Regions from separate parts of the Homo sapiens genome. Here all the other regions are linked to region 3. The links are chromatin loops, found by intact Hi-C in ENCODE. Cell type or tissue: heart right ventricle. All regions are shown on one strand. Region 1 overlaps COL6A3 (collagen type VI alpha 3 chain). Region 2 has its middle 99 kb from the start of COL6A3. Region 3 has its middle 79 kb from the start of COPS8.

The links. Peaks named below come from ENCODE experiments on the same cell type or tissue, not always from the same donor. Only the 100,000 strongest peaks of a DNase experiment are listed, where the experiment ranks them.
Region 1: it touches region 3 in a loop (2.8-fold over the local background); 38 of 110 quality-filtered maps call a loop at or near these places.
Region 2: it touches region 3 in a loop (2.3-fold over the local background); 38 of 110 quality-filtered maps call a loop at or near these places.

What each region holds. Positions count from the first base shown.
Region 1 is chr2:237,321,595-237,324,094 of GRCh38, forward strand. It overlaps COL6A3 (collagen type VI alpha 3 chain), which reads right to left. Exons shown (of 44, transcript NM_004369.4): 44 at 2,424-2,500. Among named protein-coding and RNA genes, the nearest start is that of COL6A3, 91 kb to the right of the region's middle. In heart right ventricle, a CTCF peak has its summit at 1,168 (motif pointing left); DNase peaks (open chromatin) are centred at 357, 1,207 and 1,487; H3K27ac peaks cover 2,143 bases.
Region 2 is chr2:237,313,734-237,316,233 of GRCh38, forward strand. No RefSeq gene overlaps it. Among named protein-coding and RNA genes, the nearest start is that of COL6A3, 99 kb to the right of the region's middle. RefSeq lists enhancers at 1-2,500, 1,497-2,097. In heart right ventricle, a CTCF peak has its summit at 1,536; a DNase peak (open chromatin) is centred at 1,658; H3K27ac peaks cover 2,343 bases.
Region 3 is chr2:237,164,128-237,166,627 of GRCh38, forward strand. No RefSeq gene overlaps it. Among named protein-coding and RNA genes, the nearest start is that of COPS8, 79 kb to the left of the region's middle. In heart right ventricle, a CTCF peak has its summit at 1,413 (motif pointing right); no DNase peak of the experiment used is centred here; H3K27ac peaks cover 2,094 bases.

The sequences.
Region 1 (2,500 bases), 160 kb after region 3:
ACATCTAGAGAATGGCAGTGAGCGTCCCACAGGAGCCAACCTTGGAACTCTGAGAGGGCTTCTGGGTCACCATAACTTGCCCAGATCCTCCATTAGAACATAGCTGGGTGAAAAGGACCACTCTGACCCTCTGTTTCATCATCTTTAAAACTGGAACAATGACCGCTACTGAACGGCACCACCTAAGATGTGTGTGAAACACCTAGTACAGCACCTGACCCACAAAGGCTTCTGGATAAAGGTGCGCTGTGTTCGTTACGGTCACACCAGCTGCTAGAACAGCCCAAGACCTCAGTCTCTTACTTCAATAGAAGTTTATTTCTTAGTCACAAAATCCAAAACAGGTTTTCTTTATTGGCAGGCCACCTTCCACGGGCCAGGCTGGAGGCTTCCCCAGAGAGAGCTGAGTGGATATGAGGGTCAGGGACATGTCAGGGTTCAAGAAAGGACACAGAGTCCTTGGCATAGTCTGGCAGAAGAATGTCTTGGGAAGAGAAATCCACGAGCTGTCAAGGGGTCAGGAATCCTGCAGCTCAGATCATGTTTTGCTGAACCCTAAGTTAGGACAGACAATGTAACAAAGGATTTTGTTTTATTTGCTCTGTGGGAATAAATGGGAGAAACTGCCCATCCACCACCTGAGCACCTTGCCTTACCCTAAGTTAGCAGCACACACAGCTTAACCAGCCACTCACCTGGACTTACATCACTTCCTGCTTCTCCTGAGTCAGGTGAGATGGTGGGTGTGATTGTCCCAGCAACCTTGAGCAGCCAAGGGACACACACAGAGAAGCAATGCATAGATAGAGTGAACCAAGAATGGCAGGGATGGGCATGCTGGCAACAGGAGGTGGAAAGGGAGAGAGGGTTCTGGAGCCCTTGGAAGTGAGTCTCCTAGTGATGGGCCCTGCCCCAGTCTATTGTAACACACCTTGAGCAGACCATCTAGGTATGTTACAAATATTGGTGTCCTACTCCTGTACCTTGGGCCTGACTACTCCCCCAAGTTCCACATGGGAGTATCTGCAGGTCTTTGCCAAGAACATTTTCTTACACTACAGAAGGCCCCTTTGCCAGTGTGCCTGCAAGCCAAGAGGACCAGAGCATGAATGCCTCAGTGACCCGTGGAAACAGGTGTATGACTACCCAAACTCCTTCAGCCCTCTGCTGGCCTACGAGGTGCAGTGCCACAGGTGCACCTCCCAGGGTTTCCCCGAGGGATTGGGCTCTGGGCACCCACAGTGGACGCTGACTATACACCTCTTAACAGTGCTCTCCCTTTGCTTGTCTCACTCCCCACTTCTCAGCCACTCAGTGACTTCCTTCACCTCCCAAATAAACTACTCACACCCATATCCTTAGTCCTAAGGGCTGCTTCCGGAGGAACCCAAAAAGTAAAACCAGATTGTGATGCTCATTTTAGGTCCATAGCAGATCAAGTCAATGGGGGTGGCGGGGGCAGGGATCCCTTGGGAAGTGGAGCACTCAGCCCACCGCTATGGGAGCTGGGCCCACAGCTCTCTGCTCCGCAAGTTCCTGCAAGAGGCTGGTGTTGGGTGCCTGGCAGATCCCAGGGTTGGTCACCAAGGGTCACAGCTCAGAGCACACTGACCTGAGCACCCCATGGTAGCTGCCGAGATAGAAGAGGACTGGGGAGGAGGTCATGGCGACCTTGTGGGGACTAAGTGGCGCTTCTGAAGAGGGCCACACTCCTCTCTCCTTTCCCAATAGACCAACTGGCAAATTCATCCCGATTTTACATAAAACATTTCTGCTGACACCCAAGATTCCTGTAATTCTACCCTCAGCACTTGTCAGGACATATGTATTTTATCCAATAAGTTGTTTCCTTTGTAAGTGGAACTCAAGTGCCACCTGAATATGTATTTGTTGGTTTCTTGTATTATTTCTGAAGAGAGAAAAAAACAGTCTTTAAGAAAAACAAAAAAATGAAAGACCTTGTGCTTTGAGACTCCAGAAAAGGGGTTGGGGGTCGTGGGGCAACACTGAATCTCTCAGCCATTGTGAGAGGAAGCAAATCAACCCCCTGGGAAAGGATCACTGTGGAGAGGAAGACAGGAGGAGGCTGAGGCTCTGAGGGCCAACCAAGAGTCAGAGGAAAAGATAGAAGCCAGCCTGACTCTGAAAATCAGAAACACTGCCGGGACCCAACAGCAGGAACACCTTCCGCTCGGCCATGGAGCACTGGAGCATGTGGGGCTGAATCCACAAAGCGGGGGATGCTTGTCTCCAGCCGGTCTCTTTGCACACTGGCTGATAAAGCTCTTTTGCCTCCTCCACTGGAAACGAAAGGCTGTTGCACAGCTCCATGGGGCCAGAACCAAACCCAGTTTCCCCAGCCTAGGGGTGATTCTGACAATCGCTGCTATGGAAACAAGACTGCCAAGAACGTCACACCCAGGAAACTTTCAATATACTTTATTAAAAAGTTTCTTTGTATAAATTTCCTAAACATTTTAAAATTAAAATTAAATCCCCT
Region 2 (2,500 bases), 150 kb after region 3:
ACTGAAATGCCAGCCCTGCTACTCAGTCTCCCCAGGTGCTGTTGAGTAGACGTGAATGTGTTTCTCCTCAACTCCCAGGCTTCACCCTCACCTCAATTGGAACAAATATTATCTTGTCTTTACTTGCCTGTGCATCTGTCTCTCAATGCTATTTAAGAGCAAGGGCCAAGATTTTTCATTTTCTTATCCCCACTGCTTTTCACAGTGCGTGGTTCACAGAGGGTCTCTTGATGGCACGCATGCCTTCATCAAAGCTCCTATCATTTTGCACAGCAGTCATTGTTTATACATCTGTTTCCCCTGCTAGGCCAGAGAGACAGAAACTCTAATGCATTCATCCTTGTGGATGCACATCCCATAGCACAGACCATTGCTTGCTAACTACACACCAAAATGGTTACCAGACATTAAAACTTACACGTACGCCCGTGCCAGCATGATTGTTCTTGGATCTGCTTGGATTTTTTAATTACCAGATAGGATGATGACCAGTATAGGCCAAATCTCCAAGGCCAGTTGGAGCTGGAGGACCTGGTCTGAAGCATTCCTTCTAGAAGCTCCTTTCTTCAGGCTCTCCATTTATGGAAGCTTCCTCGGCATCTGGTGCCTAATAAAGCTTGGTCTCCTCTTTCCTCATGGCACTGGTTCAGCAGCACATCCAGAACGCGCATCTGCATTGTGTCAAGAACTCTGCTTATTCTTCATAGAAACAGGCTACTTAACACAACCGGACCTTCAGACAACTCCGGCCACTCTCACGCCGAAACACCTATGCATTCACTATAAAACCTAGGTCTGTCATCTGTACAGTCTTTCTGTTGGGGTCACATTCAATGATCTTTTGGTCAAGGGCAAGGGCATTCATTCCCAGGCCAGATGAAGCTTTGCGCAGCACTCTACAGAAGACCAGACACAGAAACATGTACTTAGAGGTGCATTTAACTCAGTGCCTCTAAACCAGAGATTGCAAGCTGGTGGCTCAAGGGCCAGAGTTGCCCAGAAGACGTTTATTTGGCAGGAGTGTATTCAAGTCTTCAAACCCCAATGCCTTTAGAATGGACACCTCTTCCTTATTTGCCTCAAGCCCCAGCAGTCCCTAGTGCTTTGCTCCTCCTCTGCCCAAGAGACCCACCCAGCCCTTGAAGACACAAGACTGTGACTCCACCTAGACCAAGTATGCTCCGTGAGCTCCAAAAGGACCCCAAGGGACTGAGGCTGAGGGGGGTCTCTGAGCCACCATCGCAGTGGCTGCCCTGGCTGCCAATACATCCCCTGTTATCACACATTCAACCCACTTTGAAATTGTCTAGTGAGAATCCCACTCCTGCTCCTGGAGCCTAAGGAGGCCTAAGCCTTGTGCTCAGGGAGGTCACAAAGGGAGTGACCCCGAGAGGCTCCAGAATGGTGCCCTTTCTCTGTACATCAACAATTAATTTGGGTTGGGGTTTGAGTAACAACTTCAGCCAAACAAGGGAATCAGCTGAGTCCTGATGAGGCTCCGCAGACAGTGCCTCCACTTCCACAGAAGACAGCCAGGCTGCGCGGCAGAGCCTGCTGAGCTGCACCCCGCTATTTTTAGTGCTGCTCTCTGCCACGCTGGCGAGGCTGTCCTGCTCAGTGGCAGGCAATGCGTTCCATGTGTGCAGGCTGGAATGCAGCGGCTGAACCAAGGCCAGCAGCAGAGCCTGTTTCCTTAAAAGGCAAGAGAAATTCAGATCACATGGCCACAGGGACAGGAGCATGGATCCTGGGACAGGAACGGATTTCCATCCTAGAGAGCTCTTCAGGGGCAAGTGAACTAACAGAGATCTGCTTATGAACGTGCTGTAGGTGAAAATGGATTTTTATATTGAAATTCAAATAAGTACAGGGATTTGAGCCGATTGTTCCATTGCATTCCGGTCGTCTCAGGAAAAGAGGTCCCTGTGTGATTTATTTGTGGCAGAGACCCTAGAGCCACTCATATAAATTCCCCTCAGACACTGACTTCACAAATCAAAGCTGTTTGGCCAGCTGGTTACAGCCTGATGTTAAGCAGACTCAGGCCTCAGCTCAAGCTTCTCCCAGGGCAACCTCGTGGAAAGAAACAGTTTTCTGAATATATTCTAAAACAGACTAGAATAGAATAGAATAAAACAGAATTAGAATATATTCTAATTTGAGACCTTTATTCTGAATATCATTAAACACGCATAAGTTTTTTCTGGAAACGGTTAATATTTATCTTTCTTATCCTGAAGTTGCATCTTACACTGAGTAGCATTCGTTCCCCCGCCCCATGAGGTGGGAAATTCAACAAACGACTCATTGTGTATAGATAAGGGCCAGGCAATCTATTGCCAAAGTCCTCTTTTGCCTCACAGAAAAACAAAGATAGAGACACTCTTGAGGTCCTTCTGCACAGCCCTAAACTTGTACTCAATCTTCGTACTGTTTTCCAAATCACTGTCTTAGGTCACAAGCATTAGACCTGGCCCAGGAATTAATGAAGGCCACCAGC
Region 3 (2,500 bases):
TTTAATTTTTCTTTTGCTATTTCAATGTCTGGAACTTCCAGTAAAATGATAAATAGAAACTGAGACAGTAGGTTAATGTTTTTTTTGTCTCTGACATTTAAGGGAATTAAAGAGAGTATTTCCATAGCCTCACCATTTAATGTGGGGTTTCTTGTGATCTCCTAAAGCCTTGACCAGGTTAAGGAAATTTTCTTGTATTCCTGGTGATAAGTTTTACTAAATGTATTTTCTATATATATTGAGTTGATCATATGATCCTCTCGTTTCATCTGATAATGTAGTGAATGATATTAATAATTTTGTAATGTTTCACTACCCTTGTATTATTGGTATACATATCACTTAATTATACTTTAAAAAATCTTTTAAACACATTGATGGATTTGGTTTACTAATGTGTCATTTAGAGTTTTTGTTTTCATGTTCATAAGTGAGATAATTTCTTTTGTATCATACTCATCTGATTTCAGTGACCTAACTTATAAAATGAGTTAGAACATGTTCCCACTCCGTCTGGTTTCTGGAACAGTTCAGAAGACATGGATAGTCTGTTCTCTTTCTGTTTGAGATAACTTCCCGTAAAATTGTTGAAAGTGAGATTGGCCCGTGTATTTCTTTTCTCATGCTGTGTTTTAATGTCGAAATCAGTATGAGCCTCTTTTAAAAGTGAATTTGATCCATGTTTATGGACACTGATCCCGTTTAATCCTATCATCTGGTTTGTGGGTTCCTAACTTCCCTCTTCCGCTCATCCCTTTCCTGACTGCTGTGGGATGGATGGGATCTGCCTTTCCCCTTTCTACCTCCACATTTGTGCTTCCTTTCATGCCTTTATCGAGCACAGCACGTGTGTGTGTGATTGTTCTCATTTAAGTCTTCGCTTCTCTTATACTTTCACACTTTCATCGACTCCACCTCCCCCTCTCTCTGTGCTACATTTGGAATGATTTCCTTAAATCTTTGTTTGCTCCCCTTTTTCTAATCTATAGCTTAATCTTCTCATTGAATTTTCTCTTGAATGACTATGTTTTTCAACTTCAGCAGGTTTATTATTTGACTTCTTTTATAAACTACCAGCTTTTCCTTTATGATTTGTGTGTCTTCTTTTATCTCTGTAATGTTTATAAATATGCCATTTTGGGTCATCTTTAATAGGTTGTCCTGTGATTTTTATTTCTTAACCATTCATCACGGGTACTGATCCATCCTTGGTGGTGAATTTCCTTATGTATTTTGTATTATTAATTGTGAGTTCATGGTCGGTGGATGTGGCCGCATCTCTGAGTCCCCAGCTAGGAAGCTTTCCTGGCACAGGATGTTATTTGCTTCAGGATCTAAGAGGATTAACTGGACCCAGACCCATTATTCTGTTCATTTCTAGGCTCAGCATTTGAGGTGATTTCCCAGAGGGACAGCTTTTCCTCCACTGGAGGGCAGTCTTCCTTGCCCTCTCCATAGGGAGCTAAGTTTTTCTAGGTCCCTTCTTACATAAGAACAGCCATTCAAGGGCCCCTGCTTCATGCAGGTATATCACTCCTGTCTCCCCAGCTGGAATGCACCCACAGTCCTGTCTCCTGCCCTGTATGGGCATGAAAACTCAAGCACAGTGCTCAAGCCACTTAGTCACACTGCCCCAGCATTGGCTGTAGAGTGTCATCTTAGCTTTGAGCCCTCTTTACATTTGGGGCATCGGACACTGCCCCTTCTTGCTTTTAAGCATGGCTGTGCATTTATTATGAGCATTTTCTTCTCCTGATCCAAAATCCTTGTGTGCAATAGTGGAGGAGAACACATCAGGCTGAGCTACCTTGCTTCCAGACGTCCTTCCATTCACTCCTTAACATCCTAGAACCTGTATCCATCTGCACCATTCTATCCAAGTGGCTGCAGACCCGAAACACCAATGACTCCCAGCCACTAAATTCAGCAGCCCTGTGCTAAGCCTCCTGGTGGCCGACCTTTCAGCACCATTCCAGATGGTGGCTCCCATTCTTCTGAGTACACTTTTCTCAGGACTTCCACAACACGCCCTCATTTTCCTCTAGTCCTGGTGGCTGATCTTGCTTAGTTTCCTTTGAGAGCTCACTCATCTCTACCAGTTATCTAATACCTGACCTCTTGACAGTATCAGAGAGTCCAGTGATTCCTTTTCTTTTCTAAATGGCACAAAAATAGTCAAGAGCTACCTAAATATTTCTGATAATTGTAAGAAATATTTTCATTGTGAAGCCATCTACAGATACATAAACTCTGCAAAAAGACATGGCTCCTAGAATTACATCCTAACAAAAAATAAGGTAAAAGAAAACAAAAAGGTTAAGTTGAGTATATGGGTCAATAATTTTTCATTTTGTTCTTTCTCTAAGTTTTGTAAACCTGTTTAATGGACTTTTTGGTCAGAATTCAAGCAGAGCTGTGGTTCCCTGACATAATCTCCAAGGCTCCAGCAAATGTCTGGTGGGTACTGTTTCCACTCCCTTACAGCCTCTCTCTGGACATT